Regions from separate parts of the Homo sapiens genome. Here region 2 is linked to region 1. Evidence: read pairs that join two places in POLR2A ChIA-PET (ENCODE). Cell type or tissue: K562. All regions are shown on one strand.

Region 1 (8,000 bases):
ACAATGATTGTTTTTTCAGTATGGTAATAATTAGGCATAAAATCAATATTTATGTGTAATGTGCCATTTGAAGATTCTCCCTGTGTATGATGCTGGGTTTTACAAAGGAAAATCTGGATTCAGGTGGCCAATGAAGTGTCACGATATAAAAAGAGAATTTTGAAATAATGAGAATTCCACTCCTTTGGGAGTATTGGCATATGTTAAAATACAAATATATCTGTATTTTTCTCACTTTTATTAGAAGAGTGCAAGTTTGTTCAAAACAACTGCTGGATTATCTAGTCCCTGAACAGCCATTTATATTTTTGTTACGCTTGTGGTTTTTAAATCATCCTCATTTCCTTGATCGCATTTGCTTCTCCTGGCTAGAATGTGTAGGAGACGGGTCGGGGAGACTGTGCCCATTTGACAGGTGTGAATGCGAACAGAGGCTGCAGCTGGTTAGACCAGGGCTGTGCAACCCTAGAGCCATTGCCTTGACCACAAAGCCACAGTCTCCTAGTCCTAATATTAAGAGGTAGGAGGTAGATAGAGATTGTCCCTTAAGCCACATTCCATTCTTCATATTTTTGTACCCATTAGAGTAGTGCTGATCATTTGCCTTCATTGCTGGGGTCCCCTAAATGCAACTTCTCATGCTGCCAATTTAGTCCTGGCCCTAGGAAGACGTAGGTGATAGGATAGAATTCAACAACTAGAAGCCATGGTTTCCTGGTTGGATAGACTTCCTCTGCCACCAGAATAAAGGAATAGAGGGTTCCTCACTGTGCCCCATAGCTGCAAAGTCACAGGAAGCTTGCAGCAGGCCAGTGGTAACCTCTGAGTGACTTCTGAGTTCCCAGAGCTAGGACCATGACTTTTCCCCTGGATTCTTAAGTACCCGGCTAAAATTGTGTTTGCCGAATGAAAGTGTGATCCTGGAGGCCATGTTGTTTGTGGTTCATGGAAGGGTGCTTGTTCAGCTTGGTCAAAGCAAGATGGTCATACTGGGTTTTGGTGCCCAGACGTTCCCAACACTCGCAGCAGAGGGCATTAGGATCATGTTTAGCCAACAATTTTGGAGGCACCCAACAGTGATTGGATGTCATGTGCTTTCAGAAGGCACACTACACATCTTCGGTTCCTCCAAGCTCTAGGAAAGGGTTGTGGAATTGGGTTGGGTGACAACAGGTCGGTAAGAAGAGGGCTGGGCTGAGTGTAAAGAAATTCCTTGGCTGGGCATGGTGGCTCACGCCTGTAATCCAGCACTTTGGGAGGCTGAGGCAGATAAATCACCTGAGGTTAGGAGTTCAAGACCAGCCTGGCTAACACGGATAAACCTCGTCTCTACTGAAAACACAAAAATTAGCTTGGCTTCCTGGTGCATGCCTGTAATCCCAGCTACTGCAGAGGCTGAGGCAGGAGAATCGCTTGAACCCAGGAGGCGGAGGTTGCAGTGAGCCGAGATCGTACCATTGCACTCCAGCCTGGGCAACAGGGAGAGATTCCATCTCAAAAAACAAACAAACAAACAAACAAAAACCCCAGATATTCCTTATTATGGAAGAAGAAGCAGGAAATATGTTTTTGAATAATCTGGGTCAGAGAATTGTGCATTTATTATTGCTAGGATGCATATACACATTGAACTCAGTCAACTTACTCTCTCTAAATTATCTCACCGGTGGAGACATTGCCTCAGGAGTCGAGCCCTGTGGTGTGCCTCCTGCTGTCACCACATTTGACCACCTAACTGACCCCACTGTGGTCACCTTTGCCACCTGCCCTGCTTTGGTCCCTTCTCTGCATTCGCCCCATGCCATGTAGCACTGCTGAGTTTGAAAATAATTGCATCTCCTGAAAACTCCATTTCTTAGAGAGTGAGCTCCAGCACCATCAGCCTGAAGTTGAAGAAATGGGACTCAGGAAGGCTGGAGTCTTCAGGCGTTCTTACAATGCTGATGCGACTCAGACGGCTGCCTGCACTGTCCTCTGTGCTTCTAAGTGAAATTACCCGTCGGGGGGCTCCTGAGAGTTAAATCAAGCAGCCTCTCTTGAAGCACAGTAAATGCTGACGTGATTTGTGAAGATGGCTCTGCTAATAGGGTTGGCAGCGTCCTTTGGCTTGGACCTTTGGACCCCGGCTGGCTGCGGAAGGGAGGGAAGGCAGCCTTGGAAAACTGATTTCCGTTGCCCTCTGACCATGAGAAGATCCCTGTTTAGGAGCTAGAATTCAGAGTTCCACGTGTAGAGGGGGATTCCACAGTGTGTGGTGTGCAGAGAGCACTCGTCTTTCAGGCATGGGGCGCCGTTTCATTTCTCCTAGTGCTGGAAGGGGACTTGGTGAAATTGATTTGGCAAAAAGGTTAATGTGTTGTTATGGCTGCCAGTTGGCCGATTGAAGCGCTAGTAATTGGGGCAAGGGAAGCATTCAATTTGACACACCAAATGCAGGTCCACCCTGGTGGATATCTTGGTTGCAGCACTCTGTGTGTGTACGTGTGTGCATGAGCGTGTCTTAGAGATGCTTTTGCTCCTCTTATAACTCCTATGATAAAAAGAGTTGCCATTATCATCCTTTGTCTACTCACCAGCCCCCACCAGAAACCCTCACAGAAAAAATAAGAGTTTATTTTTTCACTATGTCACATTGTTGGAGAACTGTGCAAATACAAGCCCTTCTCTTACAGGCCATGGGTCTCCTAAGTGGGATACACCACGATGATCCACTGGGGCAGTGGCCAGCAAAGTCCCTGTCCAGCCAGCCACTCGTTTTTATCAATAAATTTTTACTGAAACACAGTCATGCCTGTTAGGTTAGGAACTGCCTAGCGCCACTTCACACTGCAGTAGGAGAGTGAGTAGTTGTGACAGAGACCATTTATCCCACAAAGCCTAGAATCTTTATTATAATCCTGTAACAGAAAGCATTTACTGACTCCTTAGCATTGCCATGTTTAGCAAATAAAATTGCAGGATGCTGGTCAGGCGCGGTGGCTCACGCCTGTAATCCCAGCATTTTGGGAGGCCAAGGTGGGCAGATTACTTGAGGTCAGGAGATCGAGATCAGCCGGGCCAACCTGGTGAGATCCCATCTCTACTAATAATACAAAAAATAGCTGGCGTGGTGGCGCATGTCTGTAATTACAGTTACTCGGGAGGCTGAGGCAGGAGAATCACTTGAACCTGGGAGGCAGAGGTTGAAGTGACCCAAGATCACCACTGCACCCCAGCCTGGGCGACAGAGTGAGACTGTGTCTCAAAAACAAAATATCTGGCTGGGCACAGTGGCTCATGCCTGTAATCCCAGCACTTTGGGAGGCTGAGGTGGGTGGATCACTTGAGGTCAGGAGTTCAAGACCAGGCTGGCCAACATGGCAAAACCCTGTCTATACTAAAAATACAGAAATCAGTGGGGCATGGGGCGGGTGCTCTGTAGTCTCAGCTACTCAGGAGGCTGAGGCAGGAGAATTGCTTGAATCCAGGAGACGGAGGTTGCAGTGAGTTGAGACTGTGCCACTACACTCCAGCCTGGGCGGCAGAGTGAGACGCTGTCTCAAATAAATACATACATACAACATAAAGTAAGATGTTAAAGTAAATTTTAATTTTAGATAAACAATGGATAATTTTTTAGCAAAAGGATGTTCCACATTTAACTGGACATTATCTCTGTCTCTCTCCCTCCTTACCTGCCTCCTATCCTCTCTTCCCACCCCCTACGATGTCTATGTATAGTTTCAACCTGGCAACCCTGTGACCTCAGCACTAGGATATGGATAGAAAACATAGTAGCCCCTATTTACCTTTATCTTTTATCTCAACCCATTTAAATGTCTTTTCCTTGCAATGTTTTGTAATATTACATGTAGATTGTACATCGTTTGTCGATAAATCAGTGTACAAATACTAGGGGTGAGTGTGCTCAAAACTTATTTTTACTGATAATAGTCCATGATCAAGGCAGTTTGGAGACCACTCAGGACAGGGAAAACGCAGACTCATGTGACCCATCAGGGCTTCAGGGTGTCCTCTGGTGAAGGGCAGCAGCAGGACAGAGCCCCACTTCTAGCTCTGGCTCAGGTTAAGTGTTTCAGCGCCCTGGCTTCTGTGTCTTCATGTGCAAATGGAGATAATAGTCAGCACCTATGCAGGTTACTGTGAAAACAGGTTGGAAGTATTTATCTACAGCGTGGACCAGAGCCTCTGGTATGTACTAGGTGCCCTAGAAATGTTCTTTCCTCTGACTCAAATGACAAATCAGTTTCTAGGGAAAGGAACGCACAGCGATCCCCAGCGCATCACGAGAAATCTCTCTCCAGCTTTGCCCTGGCTGCGCTGGTGACTCACTCGGGGCTAAAACTGTTTATGTCTGCGGAGTCAGAGCGTTCTGCCCTGCGGTTTCAGTTCACATGGGGTTGGGCGACACAGTTTTGTTTTCACTTTGGTTTATCGTGTGAGTTTCCATCCATCAACTCTTTTGTATCTGATGTTCTTGGGAAACTTTGCGGGAATTCACTTGAAATTGTCCAGTGAACAGCCATTGCGAGTCTCATGGTCAGAGCCGGGGGCTTCCCAGTGTAGGGTCTGGTCAAGGAAAGGGCCACTTCCTGGGCCTCCCAAAAAGAGGAAGGAGAAGGCCCTGGCTTGTGGAAGAGTAAGAGGGGCCTCGTTAATGTCTCCCAAGCACAGTACCCCAACTCCCCACATACAGTCCCAACCCTTACTGCAGCCGGGAGGTTAGGTGTCTGCCGTGCTCATGAACAGGAAGTGAACCCGATCAGCCCCCGAAGGAAACATCCGTCTCTCTCCTTGGAGGAGACACTTGAGTGTCTTTCTCTGTGTGCTGCAGCCGTTATTGATATCAGTTCCCAGGCAAGGTTCATGCTGGCAGAGGAGGCCACTCTTTCTGCACTGGAGAGCAAAAGCCATCTTATCTCTCTGAGTGCAAGGTGACAGTGAGGAGATTGGCCCTGTGTATCCCTCAGAGACCAGTATTCCCTCATTTGCCAATCTAGAAAGAAGACTGTGTTTGCTGTCATTTGTTTCTTAACTCATTGATTCTCAAACAGAATCTTCCCAGGGATCTGCTTCATGCTGTATTTTGTACTGTGTCCTGAGATGATGAGGATTCGGTGTCTACCCTCAAGAAGCATCATTTAGAGAAGAAATTAGAAAAGTAAGTGAGGCAGGAGAACAGGATCTGGAGGCAGGGAATCTAAGGCTGATTCACGTTGACTTTGTATAATTAAATCAAAAGGAAAACACCAACTTTCCACAACTAAGTTATAAAAGGACCAGAGGCTACTCCCTCTGCAACCCCTCCCCACTTTTCTGAGTTGCAGATGGAAAATTGAAAGTACCCCTGATTGGTTGCTTTCCACGACCATTCAGCCGTTTGCATAGGAGCTGTAACTTTGTAACTTCGCTTCACCCTCTGATTGGTTGCTTTTCACAACCTATCAGACATTTGCATAGGAGTGTAACTTCTTTCCACAACCAATCTGACTGATTGTGGGCCATTACTTCATTTCCATGAGGTGTACACCAAGTGGCCAATGGGAGACCTCTATAGGGTATTTAAACCCCAGAAAATTCTTTAACCAGGCTCTTGAGCCTCTATGCTTGGGCTGCTCCCACCGTTTGGAGTGTACTTTCCTTTTCAGTAAATCTCTACTTTTGTTGTTTCATTCTTTCCTTGCTTTGTTTATGCGTTTTGTCCAATTCTTTATTCAAAACGCCAAGAACCTGGACGCCCTCCTCCAGTAACATAATGAATGTCTGGATGTGGTATGAAGAGTATTGGGGTACACCACAGCAGCGTGTGCTCTGAGAACACAGTAAACAGGCATTTGATACAGATCAGAAGGTCCGTAAAGGTGGTATTTGAACTAAGTTTTGAGAGCTGGGTAAGAGTTTGTGAAAAGACAGGGCTTAAGGAAGGATATAGTAAGCTGAAGGCACAGGACTTTAGAAACACATAGGCTATAACTGCAAGGTGTGTCTCAGAAGGTACATGTGACGTTTCATTTTTATTTGTTTGCTTTTTTATAGTGACTGCATGATCATTATATGCAGAAGACGCTTGAAGGGGCCAGATTAGGAAGGGCCCATGGTCCACACTGCTTTTTTTTTTTTTTTTTTTTTTTTTTTGAAACGGAGTATCTGTCTCTCACCCAGGCTGGAGTGCAGTGGCACAGTCTTGGCTCATTGCAACATCTGCCTCCTGGGTTCAAGCAATTTTCTTGCCTCAGCCTCCCGAGTAGCTGGGATTACAGGCACCTGCCACCACACCTGGCTAATTTTTGTATTTTTAGTAGAGATGAGGTTTCACCATGTTGGCCAGGCTAGTCTTGAATTCTTGACCTTAAGTGATCCACCTGCCTCGGCCTCCCAAAGTGCTGGGATTACAGGCGTGAGCCACTGTGTATTTCTATTACCAGCCTGCACTGCATTTCTATTACCCGAAAACAGTGTGGAAAATATTAATTACAAGGGAGATTAAAAAGTAAAACTGGTTGGTTGGCCTGAAGACCCACATGGTGACTTCACTAAAGTCATTGGGTAAGCAAAGAAGAGCAACACTCTAGTTTTCCTCCAAGCTTCAACGTTTTCTGTTTCCTCCTATGTCAGGTCTTAATTTCCCTACCTGATTCAGGCTGCGCTAAGCTGACTTCATCATGACTCCTGGCTTCCCCAGTCCCTGCTTCCCAGCACATACCATTTATTCAGTGTTGGCCAGTGACGCCTGCCACTGCATTTTATTGATGAAGAAATGGAGATCTCAAGAGGTAAAAAAAACTGACTATAGGAGCCAAGACTAGTTTAGAGTGGAGTTTGAATATGAACATGCCTCTGTCTGTGAAAGCCAGTGTCCCTTCAGCCAGGATCTTTCCTGGAAGAACTCAGTATTAAGGCACTTGATTAGTTCTTCCTGTTGGTGGACTGATTGATTACATTTGAATCTTTCAGCAAGCTTTTGGCTGAGCTGGGCATCTTCCCCGCCTTCCTCCACCTCTGCCTTCAAAAGCCTGAATTTCCAAGGCTTTCTGCCATGAGTACTTAGCTTTGAAAAACATGAGCATATTTTTCATTCTTCTTGCCGGCCTCTCCCTGTGTCATGCCTGTTATTCTTTTCTCCCTCAACATTGACCTAGGTCAGAAGGACCCTATTTTAATGTTTAGCGTTTGGGGGTCACTCCATAGAGAGGGGTTTGTGGAAATCCTTTTTTTTTTTTTTTTTTTTTTTGCTTCTTTCTGTGGATCTGTTTGGAAATGTAACATTTTAAAGCCCTTCTTGGCTGGAGGATTTTTTATGGTAAACATAAAACGTTCATTGAAACATTAAACATTTTACAGCTGTTTTTCAGCACATAAATTTTCATAGACATCCACCCCCTCACTGCCACACCCCCTCATAGATTTCTTCTTTTCCTCCTCCTTCTCCTCCTCCCTCTTCCTCCTCTTTTTCCCCCCCCTTCAAATAGTTCCAAGACCAGAGTTGAGGGTGGGTGGGTAGAGGGCTAGTTTACAGATAAAATGGTTGGTGTAGATCATCTAGTTTGGAAAAAGCACATTGTATTTTAATACTAGGAACGTGTGCATGCCAGAAACCTGCCAAGGAAAACACTCCCGCTGCTCCTTCCAGCCCTGACTCCAGCTGCTATGAACTGGAACCCTGCACCACGTCTCAGAAGGCTACTGGGAAGGGCCATAATCTGTATCCATCCACAAGGAGAGGTGGAGGGGGGCTACTCTAAGAAGCCAAAATGCTCAGGAAAGCCAGAGCTAAGATGGTGCAAACCAGCATGTGATTTGTCCAAGGACATCGTTTTGATATGATGAACCATGGGTGGTTTGGGCATTTGTCAAAGCAGGGTCAGCAGAAAGCTGACGTAGTTGGGTCTAAAGTACAACAGGACTGAGCATGGTGGCTCACACCTGTAATTCTAGTGCATTGGGAGGCCAAGGCAGGAGGATTGCTTGAGGCCAGGTGTTCAAGACCAGCCTTGGCAATA
Region 2 (8,000 bases), 610 kb before region 1:
TTCAGAGCTTTTCTATGCATTCTCTCATTTGATGAGCCTGCTTTCAGGTGGAGAAATTGTACCATTGCTGAAAATAGCTTCGCTGACAGTTAGGGCAAGCTTCATTGGTAGCAAGTTTCTATCTGGAAAGATGTAGGAGAGGAACACTGACTCTGGAAGCAGACGTGACCTAGTTTTGAAACCTGGGATAACCACTTCCTATCTGTATGACCCGAGCAAGTTACTTTCCTTCTCAGAACTCCTGTTCCACCTCTGTGCAATATGGACAGTACTCCTACTTTGCAAAGTTGTTAAAGATGGGAACTCCAGAGTGCCCAGGGAATTGTCTACTCATCATTGCAGGCGTTTAATAACGTGTAGCCATTTCTGGAATGGGAGGCAAGAGGATCGAGTTACCAGTGAAATTAGTTTGGTATTTTCCTAGCTTCCTGGTTCCCAGATCCTCAAGAGGCTGCCATAATCTCTGTGAATTTGTCCTAAAATGACCTGTATAAATAACTGCTTTAGACACTGGCTTGTCTTTGGTATGAAGGAAAACATTTTAGAATTTTTTTGGCTGGAGGTCAGTAGCTTTCATCCAGAAAAGAATAATCAACGGAAAAAAAAAAAAACCACCGAGACGAGGTTATTTTTGTTACAGTCAAGGAACAAAAAGGGATATATTAAACTTGGGGGAAAAAGAGAAGGAAAACTATTATTCTTTAAAACCGTTATACCATGCATCATGGTAACATCTTTTTTACTGAGAGTTCTGCATTAGCACACTTGTTCACCCAAGTTTGTGATAGTTTATAGGACTGCCTGGTGTATTAAGTAGAAATGCTCAACTTTGCTGTCCTATTTTTTTGATCATATCCAAAAAGTGTCAGTGTTTGAATATAGTTTTATTGCCACTTAAAAAGGTAGGACAGTTTTATTGGCGTCTACTGGACATGGTAGGAAGAGAGCTGTAATTTGACACAGATTGTCCTTAACTTGGGTGACTTAAGGCAAGTCACTTAACCATCTGAGCCTTAATTTCCTCGTTTGTAAATTCAAGAGAATAATAACTTCTCTGTCACATACTGTTTTGTACAGATCAAGTAAAACAATGTGTGAAATGCTGTAATGAAGAAGTCCAATAGTGTATGAATATAAGGTTGCTGGCGTTTGGGGAAAAATCATAGTTATAGAAGAAAGACTCCTAAAGGGAAGATTAGGGTTGGAAGAAGATGGAGGAAGAGAGTAATTTAATTCCTTAATGGAAAGAATAAAATAAGAGCTCTTGACTTTTTTTTTTTGTTGTTGTTAGGATATGGGGAGAGGTTTCTGCAAATATCTTCTTCAGGGTTTACGAAGTGAACCGGATGTCCGGTAACAGGGTTGCATGTCATGCAATTGACTGGGTGGTGATGACTAAAATTTTAATGATGCGATCTCATTTAAAGTTGACAGGCTCTGACTCTAGCCAGATATTCAGGAGCAGAAACTTGATTCAATAAGAAGGGAACCTGCAGAGGCAGAAACTTCTGTGGGTTGCAGTTGTGTTGAGATTACACAGGTGGAAATGTTGCGAGTTCTTGGGTGATGCGATTTCTTCCTGCTTGCCTTAAGTTTCACCTGCCCAGGTCCTTACTTCTGCTCACAGTGCAGCACGAATTTAGATACTGATTGGGGATTCAGACACAAACGGGATGCTCCTTGCTTATATAACATCAACAGAATTGCTGGCCACATCTTGATTATAGAAACTCTTTTTCCTGGTGATCACACAAAGCAAAAGAATGAAAATAATCAATCTCTTTCAAATGGAGAGACTCCGCTGTGTCAGCCACCATTGGCTATAAGGATGAACTCTCAAAACTTTTTGTATCTTGCAATATAATGTCTTCCAACTGCCTTTGATTTTACTGTGTGGCTGTGTGATACAGCAAGGCAGCTGTGGCTTCTAAATTCAGCAGCTAGGTTTGAGAAGCTTCTATCAGCTGAGAGATCATCAGTACATTCCAAATGGCATTAAAAATGCTGTTACAGCTTTATCTATTAGCAAAGGAAGTTTCAATTCTAAGTTCACGTACAGTTACTAGATTGAGTGTTTGACAAGGTAGAGAGCTCTGTAGTAGATCCATATGGGGAACATCTCAGTCAGGGTGTGGAGTCAGATTTTTGGCAAGGGATACCATCCTTTCAGCCTGAAAAGCTGACTTGGGAGCTGTCAGCCTGTGTGCACGAGGACCTTTTTCCTCCCAGGGTTAGCGTCGCCACTTGCCCAGTGTTTCTTTTTTATTTCCTGCTGGCCTGATCCGGGAGGGATTTGGGAAAGCTAGTCTTGTTGGTGTGTCATCATCGCGACGCTGTTAGTGATTGACTTACCCGAGTGTACACATGTTTGCATCTCACTTGTATGTTCCTTACATGTTTACTTAATTATTGGGAAGGTGTATTAATGTCCTGTTGCTACTATAATGGACCACCACAAACTCGGTGCTTCTATGCTGCAAACCTAAGATTATAGGCAGTCATAACACAGTGTTAAGTATTTGTGTATCTAAACATAGAAATGGTTCAGTAAAAATACAGTGTTGTAATCTTATGGGACTGCCGTTGTGTGTGCAGTCCATTGTCATGTGATAGTGATTAAGGGAGGTGGACATTTTTGTGTTTGCTTATTTCCATAAGCTCAAGGGTAAAGCTTCCCAATCAGCCTTTAGGACAGAGGTAAGAACTGGTTGGTGGCCTGGAGCCTGGATCTGGCCTCCAGATGTTTTTTGTATGGACCACACAAAAATGGTCTATAGTGGGATTTTTTTTCTTTTTTTTTTTGTCAGACTACTTGCCAGCATACTAAAATCAGGATATTTTACTTAAATGTAGATTTATGACAGTTTTGAAAAATCAGAATGAGTATTGTAGACTAAATGTTTATGTCTTCCCCAAAAATTCCTATGTTGAAACCCTAATCTTAAGGTCATGGTATTTGGACATGGTTGTGTCCCCACTGAAATCTCATCTTGAACTATAGTTCCCATGATCCCCATGTCTTGTGGGAGGGACCCGGTGGGAGATAATTGAATCATGCTGTTCTCACGATAATGAGTGAGTTCTCATGAGATCTGATGGTTTTATAAGGGGCTTTCTTCCCTTTTGCTTGGCACTTCTCTTACTGCTGTCATGTGAAGAAGGACGTGTTTGCTTCCTCTCCTGCCATGATTGTAAGTTTCCTGAGGTCTCCCCAGCCACGTGGAACTGTGAGTCAATTAAACCTCTTTCCTTTATAAATTTCCCAGTCTTCGATATGTCCTTATAGCAGCATGAAAACAGACTAATACAGGGGCCTCTGGGAGGTGATTAGATCATGAGGGTGGAGCCCTCATAAGTAAGATTTGTGCCCTGATGAGAAGAGGATAGAAAGGTAGCTAACTTTCCTTAAGCTATGTGAATGTGAGAACACAGTGGGAAGGCAGCCATCTGTAACTAGTAGGAGGGCCCTCCCCAAGAACGTGACCATGCTGCCACCTTGACCTTGGACTTTAAGCCTCCAGAACTGTGTTAAAGAAATGTCTGCTATTTAAGCCACTCGGTCCATGATATTTTGTTGCTGCAGCTTCAGCTGACTATGGCTTATGTCTATCAAGGAACATAGTTGCACTGAGGTTGAACAGAGCTGTTCCTATAGGCTGACCCCCTGTAGGCAGGCACAGGCTATTTTCCATGGTCAGTTTACCTGCCTGCTTCCTGTAGAGGCTTGAGCTTGGTTTAGAGTCTGCAATGAAAACTGTGTGATGATATTGGACTCACTGGCTCATAGCCACTGCCACGCCCTTATTCAGTCTTTTGTGCAATTAACAAACATTTATTGACTACTGAGTACCAGGTGCTAAGACTTCAGTGTAGAAACAGGCAGGGTCCCTGCCCTTGTGGAGGATACAAAACACACCAAAATGCAGTCAGCTTCACTGAATGACAGAGATATGATCTGAGAAGTGTGTCAGGCAGTGTCATCGTTGTGCAACCCTCATAGGATGTACTTACAAATCCTACGTGGTATAACCCATTATACACAGAGGCTGTATGGGATAGCCTGTTGCTTCCAGGCTGCAAACTTGTATAGCATGGTACCGAACTGAATACTATAGGCAGTCATAACACAATGGTAAGTATTTGTGTATCTAAACACAGAAGTGGTACAGTAAAAATACAGTGTTGTAATCTTATGGGACCGCCGTTGTATCTGCACTCCATTGTTGACCAATGTGTTGTTATGCAGTGTGTGACTGTACCAGCAGCTTGATCTTTGTGCTTCTAGAGAACATTTAAATTGATTCGCTTTTGTGAGACAGGGTCTTGCTCTGTTACCCAGGCTTCAGTGCATCAGCGTGATCATAGCTCACTGTAGCCTCTCCCTCCTGGGCCAAGTGATCCTCTCACCTCAGCCTCCTGAGTAGCTTGGACTACAGGCATGCACCACCATTCCTGGCTAATTTCTTTTGTATTTTTAATAGAGATGAGGTCTTGCTATGTTGCCCATGCTGGTCTTGAACTCGTGGGCTCAAGCAGTACACTTGCCTCAGCCTCCCAAAGTACTGGGATTACAGGTGTGAGCCACCACATCTGGCGAAACTCTGGGTAGTTTCTAATTATTTCTGTATTTCTATTTGTATTTAAAAGTACAGGATACTAAAATGTTTTTTTTTTCTTTTTTGAGATGGAGTCTCACTCTGTCGCCCAGGATGGAGTGCAATGGCCCGATCTTGGCTCACTGCAACCTCCACGTCCCAGGTTCAAGCGATTCTCCTGCCTCAGCCTCCTGAGTAGCTGGGATTACAGGTGTGTGTGCCACCACGCCCAGCTATTTTTTTTGTATTTTTAGTAGAGATGGGGTTTCACCATGTTGGCCAGGACGGTGTTGAACTCCTGACCTCGTGATCCTCCTACGTCGGCCTCCCAAAGTGCTGGGATTACAGGCGTGAGCCACCGCGCCTGGCAAGGATTTTTTTTTTTTCATACTTGAGGAAACATCTAACAGCAAATATGTTCTTATAAGTTAAAAAGAACTTTTGCTATTTTGAATGACACTCTCATTAAGTCTTACTACTAGTCTCTGATTTTTCTTTTTTCTTTTTCTTTTTCTTTTTTTTTTTTTTTGAGACAGAGTCTCACTCTGTCGCCCAGGCTGGAGTGCAGTGGTGCTATCTTGGCTCACTGCAAGCTCCACCTCCCGGGTTCACGCCATTCTCCTGCCTCAGCCTCCCGAGTAGCTGGGACTACAGGTGCCCGCCACCACGCCCGGCTAATTTTTTTGTATTTTTTAGTAGAGACGGGGTTTCACCGTGTTAGCAAGGATGGTCTTGATCTCCTGACCTCGTGATCTGCCCACCTCAGCCTCCCAAAGTGCTGGGATTACAGGCGTGAGCCACCACGCCCGGCCTTGATTTTTCTTAACCTTTATTTCCAATTATGCATCTTCTGAGTAACTATAAAGAAAAGCAAAATCTACAGTAGGTATGGAGTGAGTGCAGAGTCACCATCAGCTTGAACAAATGTGTGTATCTGTGGTCAAGTTTAATTGCTTCTTCTGTAATTTATATTAATCACGCTTCCATTGCTTGCCTTTTGTTAATACGTATGCGGCCATGTGATGATTTTTTAAAAGGTCATCCAGTATCTTGATGTCCAGTCCATGCTTATAACCTGAGCAGTTTATGTACTCTTGAGATGGTATGTGCTAAAAATGAGTAGCTAGTCTGAGTGGCAGCCTTACCCATTTTATTTTGTGGGCAGATTTCTTTTACAGTTCTGGCTGGGTTTCTTTTAGTTGGCTTCTTTGCTTTGCTCCTGTTACGACTTAGCCCTGTAGCTCTGGGCTCTTCGATTCTCACGTGCTGATGGTGTAGCTGAGCTCTGCTAATGCTGGTTATTAATCTGACAATCTATACCAGGGAGGTTTTATAATTGCCATAATTCTTATTTGCTCCATTCCATTTCCCAGCTTCTCAAATGGGGTGGCAGCTGCAAAGCACAGTATTTGAACATGAAGTAGAGAATCGTCACTTCAGCTTATGATTTTACATTCTGTCAAGGCTGCAGGGAAAGCGGTCATGTTTCTGGATGGTATTTGGATCTACAAATTCCAAGCAAACTTTTTACTTCTTATTATGTAAAATGGAAGGGTTAGCCAAATTAAGATCTCACCATCAACCTTGAGGGAGTGACTTCTACATGCCGTGTATTACTGGTTATAAAGCTAGTCTTGTTTGGATTGAAGAATTTAATCATATTTAACTTTTCAAAGGATGCTTTTTAAAAAACCTTATCCGCGTGTTATGTTTAAACTGAGAAGTACCTGAAAGTGAAAATTTTATTTATTTTTACTTTTTTTGAAAGATGGAGTCTTGCACTGTCACCCAGGCTTGAGTGCAGTGGCTCAATCTCGGCTCAGTGCAAGGTCCACCTCCTGGGTAAAGGAGATTCTCCTGCTTCAGCTTCCCAACTAGCTGGGACAACAGGTGTGTGCCACCACGTCCAGCTAATTTTTGTATTTTTATTAGAGACGGGGTTTCACCATGTTGGCCAGGCTGGTCTTGAACTCCTAACCTCAAGTGATCTGCCCGCCTTGGCCTCCCAAAGTGCTGGGATTACAGGCTCACGCCACCATGCCTAGCTGATTTTTGTATTTTTAGTAGAGATGGGGTTTCACCATGTTGGCCAGGCTGGTCTGGAACTCCTGACCTCAGGTGATCCACCCGCCTCGGCCTCCCAAAGTAGTGGAATCACAGACATGAGCCACCATGCCTGGCCTGAAATAATTTCAAATTAACCCCTGAGGAACAAATGCTCATGACTTTCAATGAATAGAAAAATCAGACTGCTAGAACCTCCAGACTGCATGTCATGCGTAGAAGTAGAATCCTGGGGAAGCTAGCTCACAAAAGCAAGGGAGATACCTGCAAGGCTGAGCTGAGCTTGCAAGGGAAGAAAAATATTAGAGAGTTGTCACATTTAGAAATAAGTGATTCCAAATTTACAGTCAATGGACTGTAGATGCCTTCCATCTTCTTAAGAGATTTTGTGCCTCTTGCACAGGTATTATCCCTAAGATGTGTTTTCTTCAATGTACCTAGACTGTTTCCTTAAAGAATTGCTTTTGTATGGTACGGCTCTATGTGTCTGTGTTTCTCATGTTGGTTAGGAGAACTAACCCTTGTGACGAATAAGAAATGGCAAACATTGTTAATGTTGACTTTACTAGTTGCTCAAATATTAGCATTGGATTTTAGAGTCAACATGCTAGCAGGATGGCTTTATTTTAAAACCATGTGATAGAAAGCTATCTGCTATTATTGATAGCATTTCTGGATGGCTGTCAGAAGTCTTTCTTTAGAAATTTAACCATATTTTTAATGGTGGGCATTGCAGTCAACAATAGTACAGACTTTGCAAAGACTATTTTTTTTTTTGGGTGCAGTGAATACTTCGCAATGCCTGCTGAATTTTACCTATTCTGTAAGTCTTTTTGGGAACCGTTGAGCCCCTCTTCTCTTAGTTGCCTTTAGCCTTTGTTTTTATTATGACAATTGGTATGAAATTTTTCCTTTTCATTACTTCTTTTATTCAGAGCACACCTCTGGCTTATCTCTTCATTCTCTGTTTAGTTTCATATTTTACTTTAATTTCTGTACATCAATATCTGCCATTATAGTATTTAAGCTCTTGGAAACATCAGGCATTTGTTAACTTGTTGAGAAAATAAAGCACTCCACTGTTGTTATGAGCTGCTTATGGCAAGTGAAAAACTCACAATATTTGGCCAAACTTGGGATCATTTAGGTGTTGTTTGCAATTAATGGCAGGAGATATTTTCCTTGTTGTTAAGAGTATAACGTTGGTTTTAGAAAGCTTGATCTATGTTTTTCTCCATGTTAGATGTGAAAAGAACCAGGAGAGTGTGAGGATATTGGTAATATTGTCATATGGTGATCCCACTGTGGATAGATACGCAAGAGAGAAAATCCAGAAGAAAG

The links. ChIA-PET counts read pairs that join two places held together with the same protein. Peaks named below come from ENCODE experiments on the same cell type or tissue, not always from the same donor. Only the 100,000 strongest peaks of a DNase experiment are listed, where the experiment ranks them.
Region 2: POLR2A ChIA-PET joins it to region 1 with 5 read pairs; 2 of 35 experiments call an interaction of 5 or more read pairs at or near these places.

The regions. Positions count from the first base shown.
Region 1 is chr16:78,738,315-78,746,314 of GRCh38, forward strand. All of the region lies in intron 8 of WWOX (WW domain containing oxidoreductase), which reads left to right. Among named protein-coding and RNA genes, the nearest start is that of WWOX-AS2, 240 kb to the left of the region's middle. RefSeq lists an enhancer at 4,452-4,711. In K562, no CTCF peak of the experiment used is centred here; DNase peaks (open chromatin) are centred at 4,347 and 4,857; H3K4me3 peaks cover 469 bases; H3K27me3 peaks cover 2,660 bases.
Region 2 is chr16:78,126,919-78,134,918 of GRCh38, forward strand. All of the region lies in intron 4 of WWOX (WW domain containing oxidoreductase), which reads left to right. Among named protein-coding and RNA genes, the nearest start is that of WWOX, 31 kb to the left of the region's middle. RefSeq lists an enhancer at 7,950-8,000. In K562, no CTCF peak of the experiment used is centred here; no DNase peak of the experiment used is centred here.